Linked DNA regions of Homo sapiens: region 1 is linked to region 2. A link is an interaction called in ENCODE POLR2A ChIA-PET data of the cell type or tissue named here. Cell type or tissue: B cell. All regions are shown on one strand. Each heading gives the region's core, and the rest is flanking DNA. Links, peaks and the distances in the headings are about the cores only. Region 1 overlaps RERE (arginine-glutamic acid dipeptide repeats). Region 2 overlaps RERE (arginine-glutamic acid dipeptide repeats).

Region 1 (9,327 bases), core at 573-8,572, 55 kb before region 2:
AGTTGTTAGGCACGGCTACTGGAAAAGCTCTGGAATGGGCCTAAAATAGCTTTTGCTGTGTGCCCCTCTGATAAGGGTCAGCTGTGTCCCCACCCAAATCTCATCTTGAATTGTAGCTCCCATAATTCCCATGTGTTGTGGGAAAGAGCCAGTGGGAGGTGACTGAATCATGGGGGTGGGTCTTTCGTGTGCTGTTCTTGTGATAGTGAATACGTCTCATGAGATCTGATTGTTTTATAAAGGGGAGTTCCCCTGCACACGTTCTCTTGCCTGCCACCATGTAAAACATGACTTTGCTCCTTATTTGCCTCCTTATTTGCCATGATTGTGAGGCCTCCCCAGCCATGTGCAACTGTGAGCCAATTAAACCTCTTTCCTTTATAAATGACCCAGTCTCAGGTATGGCTTTATTAGCAGCATGAGAACAGACTAATACACCCTCCTTCAGCTGCCTGGCTGGGATGGAGGACCAGTGTCCCCCAATCCACTGCAGAGCAGTGATTTTTACAATGTTAAACGGCTAGAAAAGTTTCTAAACAGATACTTTCAGCTTCTCTATTCATCTCCTGGTGGACTGGTAGCAAACAGTCCTATTGGTGAGCCACCATTTGAATAGCACTGGTCTAGAGCATGGACTTTAGGGGCTGTGGCTCCAGCCACCATCTGGGACCATGGCGAGACCTTGAGAAGAAAACCATGCACCGGGGCAGACAGGAGGAGACTAGATACCTGAGGTTTAGGTCACTCTACCAACCCGGGGCAGCACACCCTGAAAACACCTCATTTTATATGAGAACATAGATGTTTATCTTAAACAACTACGATTTGGGGTTATATAATAAACAGCCAATCCGAACAACAACTGACGCTCCCATTTTGCAGACCACTACAAAAATGTCACAGCACTACATTATCGCTTTTTATTCTCACATGAGAATAACCCTATGAAGCATGTAGCATGGGTATTATTTTGGTTTGACAGCTATGGAAACTAATGTCCTAAAAGGTTAAATAGCTTGTCTAAAGTAACACAGCCAGCAAGTATAGACCCGCAAACAAAAGCCAGCTAGGTACCCTTTCCAAAACAACTCACCTCTCCATGAAGTGAAATCATCTCATCACGACTGTACATAAAATACGCTGTAAATGATCAGAGGTGTGTACTTACAACAAACTACATAAAATGTGTATGCCACTGGGTAGAAAGATACAACAAAAATGTCACAGTCAACTAGTTAATATAAAATCAGATTTAATGGCTACAGTGAGAATGTACTGCATTTTACAGTGGTAACAAAGCATCTGTGAAAGTAGACAGAGGCGCAGAAACCACAGACAATTTTTATAATAATTTAGCCAGCAATATAGCAAGTGAACTATGAGCAAATACTACAATATAGTCTCAACATTTGAGCCTCTACATATAACATATAGTCTCAACTAATACTAGATGTAAATACAATATATTAATAAATAATAATGTTTAAGACAGTTTGAATAATAATGTCATGGTTAATAGTAACATATTATCCTTTAGCATAAATAAGACTTCTGAGAATCACTGGCAATCAGATGCGCTCTGAACCATTCTTTTGATGGTAAAGAAGGTTGGCAGAGAGCCATCCCCACTCACTTCCAGGAGGCCCTGATGAGCAAAAGCATATTATTAAAAAGCTGCGGGGGCCAGGCACAGTGGCTCACACCTGTTAATCCCAGTGCCTTGGGAGGCCAAGGCAGGAGGATCATTTGAGGCCAGGAGCCTGATACCAGCCTGGGCAACATAGTGAGACTTCATCTCTACAAAACATTACAAAATTAGCCAGGTGTGGTGGCATGTGCTTGTGTGGTCCCAGCTACTCAAAAGGCTGAGGCAGGAGGATCGCTTGAGCCCAGGAGCTTAAGGCTGCAGTGCTCTATGATCACACCACTCATTCCAGCCTAGGTGACAGAGCAAGACCGTGTCCAAAAAAAAAAAAAAAAAGCTGCTGGTTTGGATCTACCATGTTATCTGTGACTGTGGACTAACTTTTCTTTGGGTAAAATTTCTTTGCCTATGTGGGTATCAACCATTTTATTTCATCTGAAAAAAAAAATGCTAAAGCATTTGTCCATATCCATACTTAACTGTTAAATATTAAACAGAAAAGTTATATTTATCATTAAATACCAATAAAAACTTTTCTGTTGTCCTGAATATTTTGTTACAACATTAAAAAAAGTACACACACACAAGAAAAATTCAGACAAACTTTAATGTATTTTATTATTAATGTTTTATTTTTATGTATTATTTTAATGTATTTATTTTTATGTATTTATGTATTTTATGTATTTATTTTAATGTATTATTTTAATTGTATTTTATTATGTACATATTTTCCTGTCATATTTTCCCTTCAGAAACAAACTGCCAAAGAAAAAAGATGAAAAAGCATGTTTAAGCAATATTTAATTGCTCCTAGCATTTAAACATGTTATAAAAATCCTTAAAGATCATTAGTAAAAATGAGTTCTTACAATACCTATCCACTAGTACACTATACAAAAAACAATTAATGGAAGGAGGAGTGGTTAGAGGGATGTATTGGTAGAGATATAGATATATTTTAAAAAAGGATGCATCAACTCAAATAATATAGGAAAGAAGAAATGCAATTCCCACTAACTCTGCAAATGACCCTCAAACCTTACACAGGCACAAGGCTACAATGAAGAAAGCAAGTAAGTTTTGGAGTGACTCCTTCAGGGCACTAATCCCCAAAAGTTTATACCAGCTCAGGCTTCAGCAAACTACAGGCCCACAGGCCATGTCCAGACACCACCTGGACTCTACTGATCCACTAGAAATAAAGTGATTCAGTAAAATAAAGTTTCACTGAAACACGGCTACACAGTCATGCTCATTTGTTTACAAATTGTCTATGGCTAAGTTGAGTAGTTGCCATACAGAAAATAAAACTGAAAAAACTATCTGGCCCCTAATAGGAAAAGCTTGCTGTCCCTGAGTACAAAAATAACCAATAGTAAGAATGTTCAGAATCAGCTGGCTGAGCAGCAGCAAAAAACAGGATAGCTCTCCTCTAGAAACTGGTAGGAGCAAGCTTTCTGCCTCATAAACACTTTGCTGTGTATACACATGTAGTCTTAATTCATGAGACATAAGATTTGTCTTTTAAAAAGCTGACCCAAATACAAACCATCTCCAATCAGTTTCTCAGACACAAGTCAGAATATGACATTAAAATCCAGTGAATTGCACTGATATTTTCTCTTACAGACAAACCTAGTCTGTAGGAAAATAAATTACTCTTTCTCTCTCTCTTTTAATTTAACTAAGGGTCTTGCTCTGTTACCCAGGCTGGGGTATAGTAGTACAATCATAAGCTCACTATAACCTGGACCTCCTATGCTCAAGCAATTCTCTTGTCTGTGGCCTCCCAAGTAGTTGGGACTATAGCCACAAGCTACCATGTCTGGCTTTTTTTTTTTTTTTTCTGGTAGAGACAAGGTCTTGCTAAGTTGCCAGGGCTGGTCTCAAACTCCTGGCCTCAAGTGATCCTCCCATCTCCAACTCCCCAAAGTGCTGGGATTATAGGTGTGAGCTAACACACCTGGCCAGAAAACAATTTTCTCTAATGAATTAACTGAAAAGATTTACCACACAGCGTGTCTATCTTTGGAAACAGCGCTGCCACAAGGTACCTGGTGGTGTTCAAGTACAAATCCCCCTGACCTGCAAGAAATTTCACCTTTAATAATCTTTAAGAAAGGTCAAAAGCATTAACATGACAGATGCCCAGGGCACGAGCCAATAAAAGGAAAAGTTAACTGGGTTATCTCTCTCATATGTAGTTAAAACAGCAAATGCTTAATCATTTAATTTGTACTGATGCTGATTTTTTTTTTTTTTTGAGACAGGGACTTCCTTTGTCACCCAGGCCAGAGCGCAGTGGCGTGATCGTGGCTCACTGCAGCCTCAGCATCCCAGGTTCAACTGATCCCTCTGGCCTCAGCCTCCTAAGCAGCTGGGACTAGAGGTGTGTGCCACCATGCCCAGCTAATTTTTATATTATTTATAGTGACGGGGTTTTGCCATGTTGCCCAGGCTGGTCTCGAACTCCTGAACTCAAGCAATCCACCCGCTGCCTCAGCCTCCCAAAGTGCCAGGATTACAGGTGTGAGCCACTGTGCCCAGCCCCTGATGCTAATTTTTAAATGGACATTTGAATTCTCAAAGAAATTTGTGTTGCCTCTTGTCAAACCAGGTCACTGAAATGATAACCCACACAATAAGCCAATGAGAAGGAAAAAATATATGGGATTGGAAAACAGAATGAAAATCAACATTAAAATTCCATAATTAAAACACGCAGATAGAAAAGAATTTATCTGACAACGTGCTAAGAACCCCCTGTCCTGTGTTTGCTGTCATGGGGAGGGAAGAATGTCTGCAGCACAGGCTTTCCCAGTCTGATTCACAGCCCTGTTATATATGAATGTGCACACTCGAAACAAGATCTGATCTGGACAATAGTCAAGTCTCTAAAAGCAAGGGAGTTCAATTAATTTTTTAAATAAACATTTCACTGGATTTTTTTTTTTTAATGATCAATCCTGTTGACAGTTTTCCCGTCCATCTTCCAGAAGAACTCACTACTCAACCAACTGCCTGGTATTCAGCTGTGACTGTGAGGATGGATAACTATATTTCCTTAAGAAATAGCAGGAAGGTATCTCATCCAAGCAGAAAATAAGACCAACAGTTGTCCAGGTCTCAGTGGTTCTGCATTTCTTCCTAAAAGAGAAATATGTCTCTAAACATCTCTTTCCCGCCTCATGGGGTTGGGGGAAGCAATATGCTCAGAAAAATTTTAACTACTCCAGGCAGCTGAATAAAACAAGCTGAAAACCCTAGATGTGTTCTCCACATTACTGTGACAGAATGCAAGTGTGTATTCGAAAGATTTCCTCGCTGGAATTATAAAGCGTACAGCAAGCCAGCCTGCTGTACTGCCACCTCGCTCTTGCTCCCAGACTCCCTCCCATGGACTAAGCAGGAACGAACATACGAGCTGTGAATCTGGTAGGGGAAACAGGAAACATCCAACCAGGAACACACTGGAGAGAAGAGAAAACAGTTAACCACCTATGAGAAGATGGCGCTGATTCCAGCAGGTGACAGGTGGGACGTGAAGGGCATTCCCGGCCCTCCAGCAGAAGCAACGTCACGGAGCTGGGTGCTGGGTGGGTTGCACCGTTCTGAGGCAGCACGGTTCTCTCCAATGACTCTCACACAGGAACCAGACCTGACTCTGTTTCTTCCAGGACGGTCCTCCCTCACTCCACAGCCTCTCATGGCAGCTGGACACCCACCAGGGCTGGATTCCACACACAGAAACCACATCCAATGCTCTGTTACTAGAAGTCGACCATCTGGATTTCAAAGACCTCTGTCTCTTTCTGTCCTTTGTTAATCAGTCTCCCTTCCCACTCAACCCTCTCCCCTCCATGCCAGAGAAAAGGATTTTTAAATCTGATGAGTTTTTCAGGGAAGCAGAAATGTGAGATTACACTGTTCTTTAGCCTCACCTCATGGTTTTGCTACAGAGATCAACGTCTTCTAACACAGCTTTGCCCATACTCTTCCTGAGGCTGAACCAAAAAATCTTTCATGAACAGTACTGTCTCCACCAGCAGAATGTAAATATACCACAGCACTGACTTCAAAACACTGAAGTAGAGAGTCTTAACTCTCCTTAGACAGAAGGCAGAAGGCTGCAAACATCCCCCAGCAGACTGCAATTGTGCTGTTCCAACTGACAAGCCCAGTAAGCACTGCCCATGACAGGACCTCCTGCAGAACTTCTCCCAGCCTGGCGGACAGCGGGGCAGGGGTCACCCTCAGAGGCTCGCCTTCTCTTTGCTCCCTAGCCATCACACTACACTGGGATGAGACACAACAAGCACCCAAATGACACAGTGACCATTTCTTTTGGTCACTGAGGTTCACGAGATGGGCTGTTTTTCTTTTTCAATCGAGGAGCTGAAATCCTACCAGCCACCTAACAATTAACAACCCCAACCCTGTCCACGGTTAAAATCAACGAAAAAAGCAAGGCCAACTTCTTGTATAACTTCCTTCATACGGGAAAAACATCAAGTTCAACGTGTGTTAATCAAGTGTCAGGTCAATGTACCACGCAAATATATTTGATGTTTTTTGCTAAGGCCAATACTAAACTGTTAAACACAGAGAATATGAGGAAAAACAAGGTTAAAAAAAGTGTATAGATGTCCAACCCTCTTTTAATAATTCCAAAAAAACACAAAGCTACTTAGGCAAAAATAAATCACAAATCTATTCAGGAGCACTGTAAAACGGAAGAGAATTATCTAAAGGGATTCACCGGCTACTGACTAATTTTAATATGAAATGCCTCACAAATCTCCCTGTGCCACCAACAAATCACCAGCTGAGGCAAATCCCAGATAATGAAACATTGTAAGAAGGGCTCTTTTTAATAGTTTAGCCCATCAAGGAGTGAGTATTGATTCTTATTTTCAGCAGAAGGAGACAGTCTTATCTCCAGCCTTACAGCTCAGTGACAACATCAGAGAATTTAATCACAGAGCCTTTTCTGCCATGCAATCCTTAAACTGTCACCTAGGATTCTGTGCCATTCCTCATCCATTTGTAGAGAAACTCCTGGTCTCACAGATGTGTCTGCCTACTTAAACCACAGTAACCATATTATATGGTTGGCTGTGTCCCACCCAAATCTGACTTTGAACTGTAATAATGCCCACGTGCCAAGGACGGGGGCTGGGTGGAGATAAATGGATCACGGCGGCGGTTTCCCTCACACTGTTCTCATGGTAGAGAATACGTCTCACAACATCTGATGGTTTCATAAATGGGAGTTTCCCTGCACAAACTCTCTTGTCTGCCACCATTTAAGATGTGCCTTTGCTTCTCCTTTGCCTTCCACCATGATTGTGAGGCCTACCCAGCCACATGGAACTGTGAGAGTCCATTAAACCTCTTTCCTTTATAAAAATCACCCAGTCTCCGTATGTCTTAATTAGTGGCCTGAGAACAGACTAATACACCATAGCAGCACTTCAAGTCCTACAGATTAAACACATCTATCTATCAATTACCATTTGCCAGCTGTTTTTCTTTAAGAATTTTTTAACAATTCATCAGATATCTTTGTGCATTTCCAACTTGTTTGTTAAGAAATCTGCTCAGTATCTTAAGAGCAGATTGAAAATCATAATAATAGCTGTGCCAATTCTCTGGACATCTGTGGATATTTGTAATATATCCAAGACAATGCCAGTAACAAAAGAAAAAGCCAGGGGGAAGTGATAGCGAAATCAGTCATTATTTCCTTATCCTGACATAGGAAGATCAGAAAGTCCCCCACCTTCCAGAGAAAATTAACCAAATACTAAAGTTAGCAGTAATATTAATTCAAAAGTGTCCCTGCATCTTTAAATACTAAAAAAGTACTCAAAACACAGAAAAAATTACACTGAAAACAAGCCAATACTTTTTTTTTTTTTTTTTTTTTTGAGACAGAATCTTGCTGTGTCACCCAGGCTGGAGTGCAGTGGTGCAATCTCGGCTCACTGCAAGCTCCGCCTCCAGGGTTCACACCATTCTCCTGCCTCAGCCTCCCGAGTAGCTGGGACTACAGGTGCCCGCCACCATGCCCGGCTAATTTTTTGTATTTTTAGTAGAGACGGGGTTTCACCGTGTTAGCCAAGATGGTCTCTATCTCCTGACCTTGTGATCCGCCTGCCTCGGTCTCCCAAACTTTTTTTTTTTTTTTTTTTTGAGACAGAGTCTTGCTATGTCAGCCAGGTTGGAGTGCAGTGGTGTGATCTTGGCTTGCTGCAACCTCCACCTTCTGGGTTCAAGCAGTTCTCCTGCCTCAGCCTCCCAAGTTGCTGGGATTACTAGCGTGCGCCACCATGCCCGGCTGTTTTGTATTTTTAGTAGAGATGGGGTTTCACCATGTGGGCCAGGCTGGTTTCCAACTCCTGACCTCCAGTGACCCACCCTCCTCAGCCTCCCAAAGTGCTGGGATTACAGGGATGAGCCACCATGCCTGGCCAAGCCAATACTTTTTAATTCAAGTACAAATCAAACTACATCACTGAGAGGAATGTTCCCCAATCCAGTTACACTACCCTACTATCCATTATCACTGTTGCTGTGAATAATTAGTACCCCCTTCCAGGGAGTGGGGGGTACAGACCACGTGACAGTGGGTGTCACTGTGGTGACAAGACTGTTTGAGAGTGGGAGGTGGGAGCAATCATTTATGCTGGTAATTTGCCTTAAGATGTTATTCCCAAACATCCTTCCATGATCCTTTGGATTGAGATACCTTAATCCCAACTGCCTTCATGTCCAAGGTCACCACACACACACACACACACACACACACACACACACACACACACACATCTTCCTTCCATGATCCTTTGGATTGAGATACCTTAATCCCAACTGCCATCATGTCCAAGGTCAACACACACACACACACACACACACACACACACACACACACAAACACACACACAGACACACATCTTCTATTAGAGAGAACCGAAGGCATTTGACAGCTGCCTTTTTAGGTCCTTCTGCCTTTCCATCCAAACTATCCATCGTTAACAAGGCCCTATGGCAGTGCAGCAGCGCTCTCCATTCTAATCAGGCATCGAAGAGAAACTTCACTGTCTGTAGGCTGCAACCAAGGGCAGCAGCCTCACAACAAAAGTGCACCCTTTGTGTGGCAATCATTTACCTGTTGTAAAAGCACAGTACCCTTCTCTCTAATAAAAATTCGAAAGGCCAAAAATCAGCATTACATAATGGCCAAACATAAAGAAATGAAAAGCAGTCTGGGTGCGGTGGCTCATGCCTGTAATCCCAACACTTTGGGAGGCCGAAGTGGGTGGATTACAAGGTCAAGCGATCGAGACCATCCTGGCCAACATGGTGAAACCCCGTCTCTACTAAAAATACAAAAAAATCAGCCAGGCGTGGTGGCGGGCGCCTGTAGTCCCAGCTACTCGGGAGGCTGAGGCAGGAGAATCACTTGAACCTGGGAGGTGAACGCTGCAGTGAGCTGAGACTGCGCCACTGCACTCCAGCCTGGTGACAAGAGTTAGACTCCATCTCAAAAAAAAAAAAAGGAAAAGAAAACATAATAAAACAGCCTCACGCTATGTTCACTGGAAAATTTATATGCATGTATATGTTTTATAAGTTATAGAAGCCCATAAGAATTCCAATAGTTCAGGGGAAAAAAA
Region 2 (9,327 bases), core at 617-8,616:
AAGCTGGTCTTGAACTCCTGGGCTCAATCTACCTACCTACCTCCACCTCCCAAAGTTCTGGAATTACAGACGTGAGCCACTGCACCTGACCTATAGTCATTTACTTTAAATAGGTTTTAGAAATAACGTATATTCCATTTTTATTCAAACTAGATCCTCAGGTTTCATTTTGCCTAGTTTGAATTTTTTCCAGCTTAAATTCCATTTGCATCAAAAGAAAATAACACTTAAGTGATCAAAGTAAACAATTCTAGTTTCCAGGGCATTTTTCCTCAAAATTGTCAAATAAAATGGTCAAATATTTTGCATCACCTAAGATTTCACAAACCACAAACTTATATACATAAATACATGTTTTGCACTATGTTCATGAAAGTAGAAGGAACACATATTCTAGGACTATAGGGTAAATAGGACAATCAAACAAAATTATCAGTTAATATGACAAAATGTTAAAAAATTAATACATACTTTTGAAAAAAAAAATACATTTCATTATCCAAATAGCAAGCAATACCAATATGCCAAAATAAAAAAAAAAATCTCACAATAATATGAAGTTAGTTTTTTAACCAGTTCTACCTACACCAGAAATAAAGGAATCAAATTTCCTAGAACCTAACTGAAAACAGTAGAAAGAAATTAATATGCCACCTACAGCAAACTCCAGAAATCAATATCCTATGCTAAAGAAGCCCAGAAGGAAAATCTGGCTGCACACAGCTGTGTAATAAATCAATTTGTTACCGTGACAGTCATCTCAAAACAGGAGTAATGGCTGACAGACAACAAAGAAGTTAGATCTGACTCAAGGACAATATACAATAGAGCCCCACAAGGTTTTTGTTTTGGTTTTATTTTTAAACAAGTCTGTTAAATCATTCATTGGGAAGTAATACAAAACAGACTTCCAGAAGTCTTATTCTAATTTTAACATCATCAATGAGTCAATAATTTTTTTTAATGTTTCTAGAAATTTCTTTATTCAACAAATATTATGGAATACAGGCTGGGCGCGGTGGCTCTCACCTGTAATCCCAGCAGTTTGGGAGGCCGAGGTGGGCAGATCACTTGAGGTCAGGAGTTCGAGACCAGCCTGGCCAACATGGTGAAACCCTGACTCTACTAAAAACACAAAAATTAGCCGGGCGTGGTGTCACACGCCTGTAATCCCAGCTACTCTCGAAGATGAGGCAGGAGAATCACTTGAACCCAGGAGGCGGAGGTTGCAGTGAGCTGAGATTGCACCACTGCACTCCAGCCTGCATGACAGGGCAAGACTCCGTCTCAAAAAAAAAAAAAAAAATGTATATATATTATGGAATACACACTATGTGTACACTATTGTCAGTAGATGGCAGGAATTCAATGATGAGTGGGGGAAAATAAGAATTGCTGTTTTTTTGGAGAAGGGAGACTTATTAATCCTAATAAAATTATTACTGTTCTAAGTGCTAGAAGAAAAGATACAAAAAAGGCTATAACAGTATTTATTAAGGAAATGTATTTGACTAACCTGGGAGAAAGGCAGTGACACTGGGGTGGCAGAGCTTAAGAAAAGATAAGAATTAAGTGTGTTACCGAGACGAGAAGAGCAAGTGCAAAGGCCCCGAGGCAGGCGGGAACATGGGCAGTGTAAGTAACAAAATCTATTATGCTGAGCTCCTAAGGACAAAATTAAGGTAATCCCAGAGTTTAGCAGCAAAGGTGAAAAAGACCTGGTTGTGACAACGCATGAGATTAAACCGTAGTGATAAATTCTAAATAATATTTAATTTCTCCATAAGATCACATGCTTCTAAACACTAAACAATTTAAATATAGCTTGGGACAGAAAAGTATGATTATATGAAAGCCTACCTTTATCCTCAAAGTATCCCTGCTATGCTCATTCTCAGTGACATTTCGAGAGGTCCCTATAATTTATACTTATTCTGAGTAGTAAAACCAATTCAGAGATGTAGAAAGCAATAAATATTTGAAAAATCTTAATTTGTGCTTTATATCCCATAGAAATAAATGAGTATTAAAGATCTATTCACTTGGAAGCGGTGGTTCACGTCTGTAATCCCAGCACTTTGGGAGGCCAAGGTGGGTGGATCACCTGAGGTCAGGAGTTCGAGACCAGCCTAGCCAATGTGGTAAAACCCTGTCTCTACAAAAAATACAAAAATTAGGCCAGGAGCAGTGGCTCACGCCTGTAATCCCAGCACTTTAGGAGGCCGGGGCGGGCAGATCACAAAGTCAGGAGATCGAGACCATCCTAGCCAACATGGTGAAACCCCGTCTCTACTAAAAACACAAAAATTAGCTGGGCATGGTGGCACGCGCCTGTAATCCCAGCTACTTATGAGGCTGAGGCAGGAGAATCGCTTGAACCCAGGAGGCGGAGGTTGCAGTGAGCCGAGATCGCACCACTGCCCTCCAGCCTGGCGACAGAGTGAGACTCCATCTCAAAAAAAAATAAAAATTAAATTAAATTAAATAAATAAATAAATAAAAATAAATTAGCTGGGTGTAGTGCCACGTGCCTGTAATCCCAGCTACTCAGGAGGCTGAGGCAGGAGAATTGCTTGAACCCAGGAGGCAGAGGTTGCAGTGAGTTGAGATCTCACAACTGCATCAAGCCTGGGCAACAGGCTGAGACTACGTCTCAAAAAAAAAAATCTACCATTTAAAAACTAGTAATTTGGCCAGATGCAGTGGCTCATACCTATAACCCCAAGACTTTGGGAGATGGAGGCAGGAGGATCACTTGAGGCCAGGAGTTCAAGACCAGCCTGAATAACATAGCAAGACCCCATCTCTACAAAAAAATTGTTAATAGGCCAGGTGTAAGCACACCTGTAGTCCTAGCTACTCAAGAGGCTGAGGCAGGAGAAGCAATTGAGCCCAGGAGTTCGAGGATGTGGTTAACTATGATCACGCCACTACCCTCCAGTCTGAGCGACAGAGTGAGACTCTCTGTTTTTTTTTAAGCTAGTAATCCATTGAAGATATCCTTTACAACATTCTCCACAGATCCTAAGCTTTTAAGATACAACTAAGCACACAGGATCTCTGCAAGTGGGTGAGGATAATGGTTTTTCATCACTAACAAAGGATGTTATTGTAGTAGTTTATATCAAGAAAGTAAAAGACCAGGTGCAGTGGCTTAGGCCTATAATCCCAGCACTTTGGGAAGCCAAGGCAGGAGGATGACTTGAGCCTGGGAGGTCAAGGCTGCAGTGAGCTGTGATCATACCACTGACAGCCTGGATGACAGAGCAATACCCTGTCTCAAAAGAAAAAAAAAAAAAATCAGGAAACAAAACAAAGGAAAGAAAAAACTCAACCCCCATCTGGGAATCTAATCACAGTACTCTGCTGGTTTTTTTGGTTTTGTTTTTTGTTTTTTAAGAGACAGTCTTGCTCTGTCACCCAGGCTGTAATATAATGGCATGTAGTTCACTGCAGCCTTAAACTCCTGGCCTCAAGTGATCCTCCCACCTGAGACTCTCAAAGTGCTGGGATTACAGGTGTGAGCCACCTTGCCCAGCCCAGCACCCTACTTCTGATTCTTCAGTTTAAGTAACCCTAAAGAACAGACAATATTTAACAAATACTCATTTAGAGAAAAAGCTGTTTGGAGAAGGCAGCTAACTCAGCTTCAAATCCATCACCAAAACGAAAGGAAACCACTGAGAAGGTCAAAGACAGTCTCCTTACCAAATAGACATCCACTGGACCTGGCAGGATGCAAAGGCACAGCCCCCACTCAAGCAAAAGGGTGCCTCACATGGAGCTGTCTTGCTCTGGGTGCCACGGAAATCTTCCAAACCATGTGTGGCCTTTATAGATCCTTCATAATACACTTAGCTTTCAGAGACAGCATACCTTTCTCACATGTCACAAAGGTTTTCAGATTCACTGAAACACTACCAGCCTCCACAAATACATAGTTCTTGCCCAAGCACTTTAAGAACCATTCTGTAAATAAGTCCTTAGCAATCTCCCTTCACATATTCTTCCAGACTCAAGAAGGGAGGTGTATTAGTCCATTCTCACGCTGCTATAAAGAACTGCCTCAGACTGGGTTATTTATAAAGGACAGAGGTTTAATTGATCCACAATTCCACAGGGCTGGGGAGGCCTTAGGAAGCTTACAATTATGGTGGAAAGAGAAACAAACACATCCTTCTCATATGACAGTAAGAGAGAGAAGGGCTGAGCAAAGGTGGAAAGGCCCCTTATAAAACCATCATATCCTGTGAGAACTCACTCACTATCATAAGAACATGATGGCGGAAACTGCCCCCATGATTCATTTATCTCCACCTAGTCCCGACCTTGACACGTGGGGATTATTACAATTCAAGGTGACATTTGGGTGAGGACACACAGCCAAATCATTATCAGGAGGACTTCCTATAATCATAGTTCACCACGCCCAGCTAATTTGTAAAAATTTCACTACAATCATAGAGCACTGCAACCTTGACCTCCTGTGCTCAAGAGATCCTCCCACTTCAGTCTCACAAGTAGCCGAGACTAAAAGCACACGCCACTGTGCCCAGATCCAAGACTGTTTGTGGTTTGTTGGTTTATTTCTATTTTTAGGGAGATACTCAGCAGAAACAGGGTGCCACAGTCCCATAAATGGGAAAAATAGCCGGTGTTTTTCATGTTAAAGAGGTTTCCTTAACTGTCGGGCTTCTTGGAGTCACTAATTCTGACTCTCTCATGAGGGAGACTGTACAGGCAGCATTTTCCACACATATTTGACTACTATTTTTGGTGAAATGTCCCCACTGACACCAGAATAACGTTCCATATTATAAATGCTGAGAAAGGTTAGCATTCAATACTGCACAAGGCAGCTTGCCTTTTGACAGTGATCCAAACTGTATTACCACATTAAATTGTTATCAAGAGAAAGGATAATAAAAAAGTAAATCTTTCCTTATACTGAAGTTATCATAATGTAATCTATATCTAAAAGAGTTGGCCAGGCGCGATGGCTCACGCCTGTAATCCCAGCACTTTGGGAGGCCGAGGCGGGTAGATCACGAGGTCAGGAGATCGAGACCACGGTGAAACCCCGTCTCTACTAAAAATACAAAATATTAGCTGGGCGCAGTGGTGGGCGCCTGTAGTCCCAGCTACTGGGGAGGCTGAGGCAGGAGAATGGCGTGAACCCGGGAGGCGGAGCTTGCAGTGAGCCAAGATCGCGCCACTGCACTCCAGCCTAAGCAACAGAGCGAGACTCCACCTCAAAAAAAAAAAAAAAAAAAAAAGGGTTAACATGTTTTGTTCCTTTCCCATGATTTAGATGTGCGTACGCCCTAAACAAGCAATCTGTGGTAACTCTGAGAGATTCTTCAGTCACTAAGAAATTCTTACTGCCCAATAGCTGAGTCTACATCAAAGATAAATACAGACAGTACTGTAACCTACACACATCATTTAATCGTTACAGCAGATTTCTAACTGCTCTAAAACCTCCACTCTGATCAATTTATATCACACAAATACCTTCTCAGTTAATCTCCAACCAAGAAATTGTAGCTGTGAATGCAAATTTGTCTGTATTAAGTTCTAGCACTGACTTTTTTTTTTTTTGCGGGGGGGAGGGGTGGAGACAGGGTTTTGCTCTGCTGCACAGGCTGCAGTGCTATGATGTGAACGGGGCTTACTGCAGCCTTGCCCTCCTGAGCTCAAGGGATTCTTCTACCTCAGCCTCCTGAGTAGCTGGGACTGCAGTCTCATCACACTCCCAGCTAATTTTTTACTGTTTTGCAGAGATACGGTCTCACTATGTTGCCCAGGCTGGTCTCCACACTACTCAAGCAATCCTCCCGCCGCCTCAGCCTCTCAAAGTGCTGGGATTACAGTCATGAGCCACCGTGCCCAGCCCCACTGACATCTTTTGAAATTTAAAAAACTCCTGTGTGGGAGAATGAAAATCTGGAACTTGACGTGAAGTTCATAACAGTAACAGCATTCCTCAGTAAAATGATTGTTCCAGATTATGGACATAACACAGTGAAGTATTTTAATCTCCTTCTCAGAAAAACATAAAAATGGGCAGCTTTAATCTGCTAATTACATCTCATACAAAATTCATGTCACTCTTCAACAGTAAAAGTAACTCAAACAAAATGATTTCACCTAGGTTTTACTGGCTTCTGTAAGAAAGGATCTTGTTTTGTTTTTTTTTGTTTTTTTTTTTGAGACAGGGTCTTGCTCTGTTGCCCAGGCTAGAAAGCAGTGGTGCAATCATGCTTCACTACAGCCTCGACCTCCCAGACTCAAGTGATGCTCCTGCCTCAGCCTCCTGAATAGCTGGGACTACAGGTGTGTGCCACCAGGCCCAGCTAATTTGTAAAAATTTTTTGTAAAGATGGGGGTCTCACTACGTTGCCCAGGCTGGTCTTGAACTCCTGAGCTCAAGCAATCCTTCTGTCTCCGCCTCCCAAAGTGCTGGGATTACACTGTGCCCAGCCTAAAAAAGGTGTCTTAATACACACAATACATCAAATGAAAAGGAAAGGCTTTGCTAGTGTTCAACAGGTTTTGACTCACTTGTTTCCCTGATCTCATCTAAAAGTTGAGTCTGTCTTTTTTTGAGCAATGCTATAAGCCACAATATACTGGTGTGACCATAATACATTTTCTGGAAAACCAAGCAGGTTAGATGACTACTTCTATTATTGTTGATTAGAGAGCCTGAAGCTCAAATTTTTGGAAAAGGAAGTTAGCAGGAGCAATACATCTCTGATCTTCAGGGCTTTTTTTTTTTTCTGAGACGGAGACTCGCTCTGTTGCCCAGGCTGGAGTGCAGTGGTGTGATCTCGGCTGACTGCAACCTCCACCTCCTGGGTTCAAGCAATTCTCCCGTCTCAGCCTCCCAAGTAGCTGGGATTAGAGGTGCACACCACCGAGCCCAGCTAATTTTTGTATTTTTAGTAGAGACAGGGTTTCATCATGTTGGTCAGGCTGGTCTCGAACTCCTGACCTCAGGTCACCACCCGCCTCAGCCTCCCAAAGTGCTAGAATTGCAGGCGTGAGCCACCATGCCTGGCCTAAAGGCCATTTTTAAAAAGTACCTCTCTAGAGTCTGGTCGATCCTGTCCCAAGGTAAAATTTCCTGTTTCCAAGAATCTTAAGGTTTACTTGTCTCCACCAAGCAGTCAATTCTGCAGGGTCACCACAGTCTCATTTATGATTGAAGATTAAAAAGCAAGCATGAATTCAAAAGACAAAAAAATACTAAGCAGATGGTCCAGTTAGAGAACAAGCAGCACAGGAAAATAAGAAAAGAACTCATGAATGCATAAACCAGGACACAAGAGCAAATTAAGGCAGACACAAGCAAGAAGTGGGTGAACCTAACTGACCAAAAGTGGGTCACATGTTTACCAAATTAAGTTTCCTACTCTTCTAGATTCCAAGCCTTCCTTAAAGTGTACAAAGCGTATTTATTTCACCATAATGCCAAGATCATTCCCCCACTGTAAACATTGGCAAGACCCAAACGTAAGGCTCCTTACCTCCTGGTCTGTAGACCACATCATCTTCAGTGATGTAGGATGTTATCTCACCGGTATCTGTCCTTTCATAACGAGACTTTTTTTTCGGTGGTTTCTTCTTATTCTTCTTCGTGGACTCCTCTGCGGTGGCACTATTGTTGTCATTGTCCTCGTCTTCACTGTGATCACTCTCAGCATAATTTTTGGCTCCTCCTTCCAAGGTACAGCTCCGGCGTGGCCTTGAATTCTCACTCTCTCTTGCTTTGTCTCTTTTCTCTCTCTCTCGGTCCCGGTCTCGGTCCCGGTCCTTCTCTTTGTCTTTGTCTTTGTCTTTGTCCGCTGTCATGATTCGCCACGTGCCTTCTTCTGTCCTCTCACGGCTAGGCCTCCGTGAAAGGTAGACAGTAAGCCTGGGCTTCAGTCTTCTGAATTTCTCACTCAATTCCAGGGAAAATCCAACCACTCCAACAACCCCAACGTTTCAAAAATGCTAGGAGAGAAAAAAGAATGGTTTTAACGCTTTTTCATATTTGTTTCCTAAAATAATGTTTTGTTAAATGAATCTCTTACTTATTCATGCTTTACACCTAAAAACTTCGCACAAGCCACAGGAGAAAAATTAAGTGTTAAAATTTAAAAACTACAGTTTTTGGTCTCAGCAAATGGTTTGGGGTTTTTTATGACACCAATAATAAAAACTGTCTGAATGCCTAAGAGTAAACTACACTTCCTCCACCTTACATGTTTTCTCCTTTTTAAAGAAAAAGCAAACCAATACCCTGGTAGACAACATATAATGGGTATTATTATACAAAAGGAGCTTCATAACTCATAATATTAATTTAAAGAGGAAAGAATCTGTAGTAAAAATTATTTCCAGGCCAGGCACTGCGGCTCATGCCTTGTAATCCCAGCATTTTGAGAGGCCAAGCCAGAAGGACCACTTGAAGCCAGGAGTTCAAGACCAACCCTGGCAACAAAGCGAGATCCCATCTCCAACATAAAATAAAATATTTCTACCTGAAAAAATAGTAATAGTTTGCAGCACTGTCAAAAATGTCTCAGGATAGGCCGGGCGCGGTGGCTCACGCCTGTAATCCCAGCGCTTTGGGAGGCCGAGGAAGATGGATCACGGGGTCAGGAGATCAAGATCATCCTTGCTAATGTGGTAAAACCCTGTCTCTACTAAAAAATACAACAAAAATTAGCTGGGTGTGGTGGCGGGCGCCTGTAGTCCCGGCTACTCAGGAGTCTGAGGCAGGAGAATGGCGTGAACCCAGGAGACGGAGCTTGTAGTGAGCCGAGATTGTGCCACTGCACTTCAGCCTGGGCGACAGAGCGAGAGACTCCGTCTCAAAAAAAAAAAAAAAAGAAGAAGAAAAGAAAAAAAAGTCTCAGGATATCGCATAGAGCACTATATTCTAAAGATATTTTCTGGCTACTTCTACAAACTCCCAGAACTTCCTTCAAGAATAAAAATAATATTTAACTCAAACGAAAGTGAGAGCTTCAGAGCAAGATTTTTCCACCTTCAGTTACATTTTACACATCTTTTCATCCTACCATTTTCAGTTATGTTCCAAGGAAAATGATCTCTCTAAAGATGTATTACTGGCCAGGCGTGGTGGCTCACACCTGTAATCACAGCACTTTGGGAGGCCAAGGCAGGGGGATCACGTGAGGTCAGAAGTTCGAGACCAGCCTGGCCAACGTGGTGAAACTCTGTCTCTACTAAACACACAAAAAGTAGCTGGGCACAGTGGCACACGCCTATAGTCCCAGCTACTTGGGAGGCTGAGGCAGGAGAATCGCTTGA

What was found. ChIA-PET counts read pairs that join two places held together with the same protein. Peaks named below come from ENCODE experiments on the same cell type or tissue, not always from the same donor. Only the 100,000 strongest peaks of a DNase experiment are listed, where the experiment ranks them.
Region 1: POLR2A ChIA-PET joins it to region 2 with 11 read pairs; 4 of 35 experiments call an interaction of 5 or more read pairs at or near these places.

What each region holds. Positions count from the first base shown.
Region 1 is chr1:8,593,195-8,602,521 of GRCh38, forward strand. The region is part of intron 4 of RERE (arginine-glutamic acid dipeptide repeats); the gene reads right to left. Among named protein-coding and RNA genes, the nearest start is that of SNORD128, 100 kb to the left of the region's middle. RefSeq lists an enhancer at 5,238-5,737. In B cell, for the core only: no CTCF peak of the experiment used is centred there; no DNase peak of the experiment used is centred there; H3K27ac peaks cover 618 bases.
Region 2 is chr1:8,648,441-8,657,767 of GRCh38, forward strand. It overlaps RERE (arginine-glutamic acid dipeptide repeats), which reads right to left. Exons shown (of 23, transcript NM_001042681.2): 2 at 7,533-8,001. The coding sequence starts at 7,857. Among named protein-coding and RNA genes, the nearest start is that of SNORD128, 160 kb to the left of the region's middle. RefSeq lists an enhancer at 3,603-3,682. In B cell, for the core only: no CTCF peak of the experiment used is centred there; a DNase peak (open chromatin) is centred at 5,601; H3K27ac peaks cover 2,141 bases.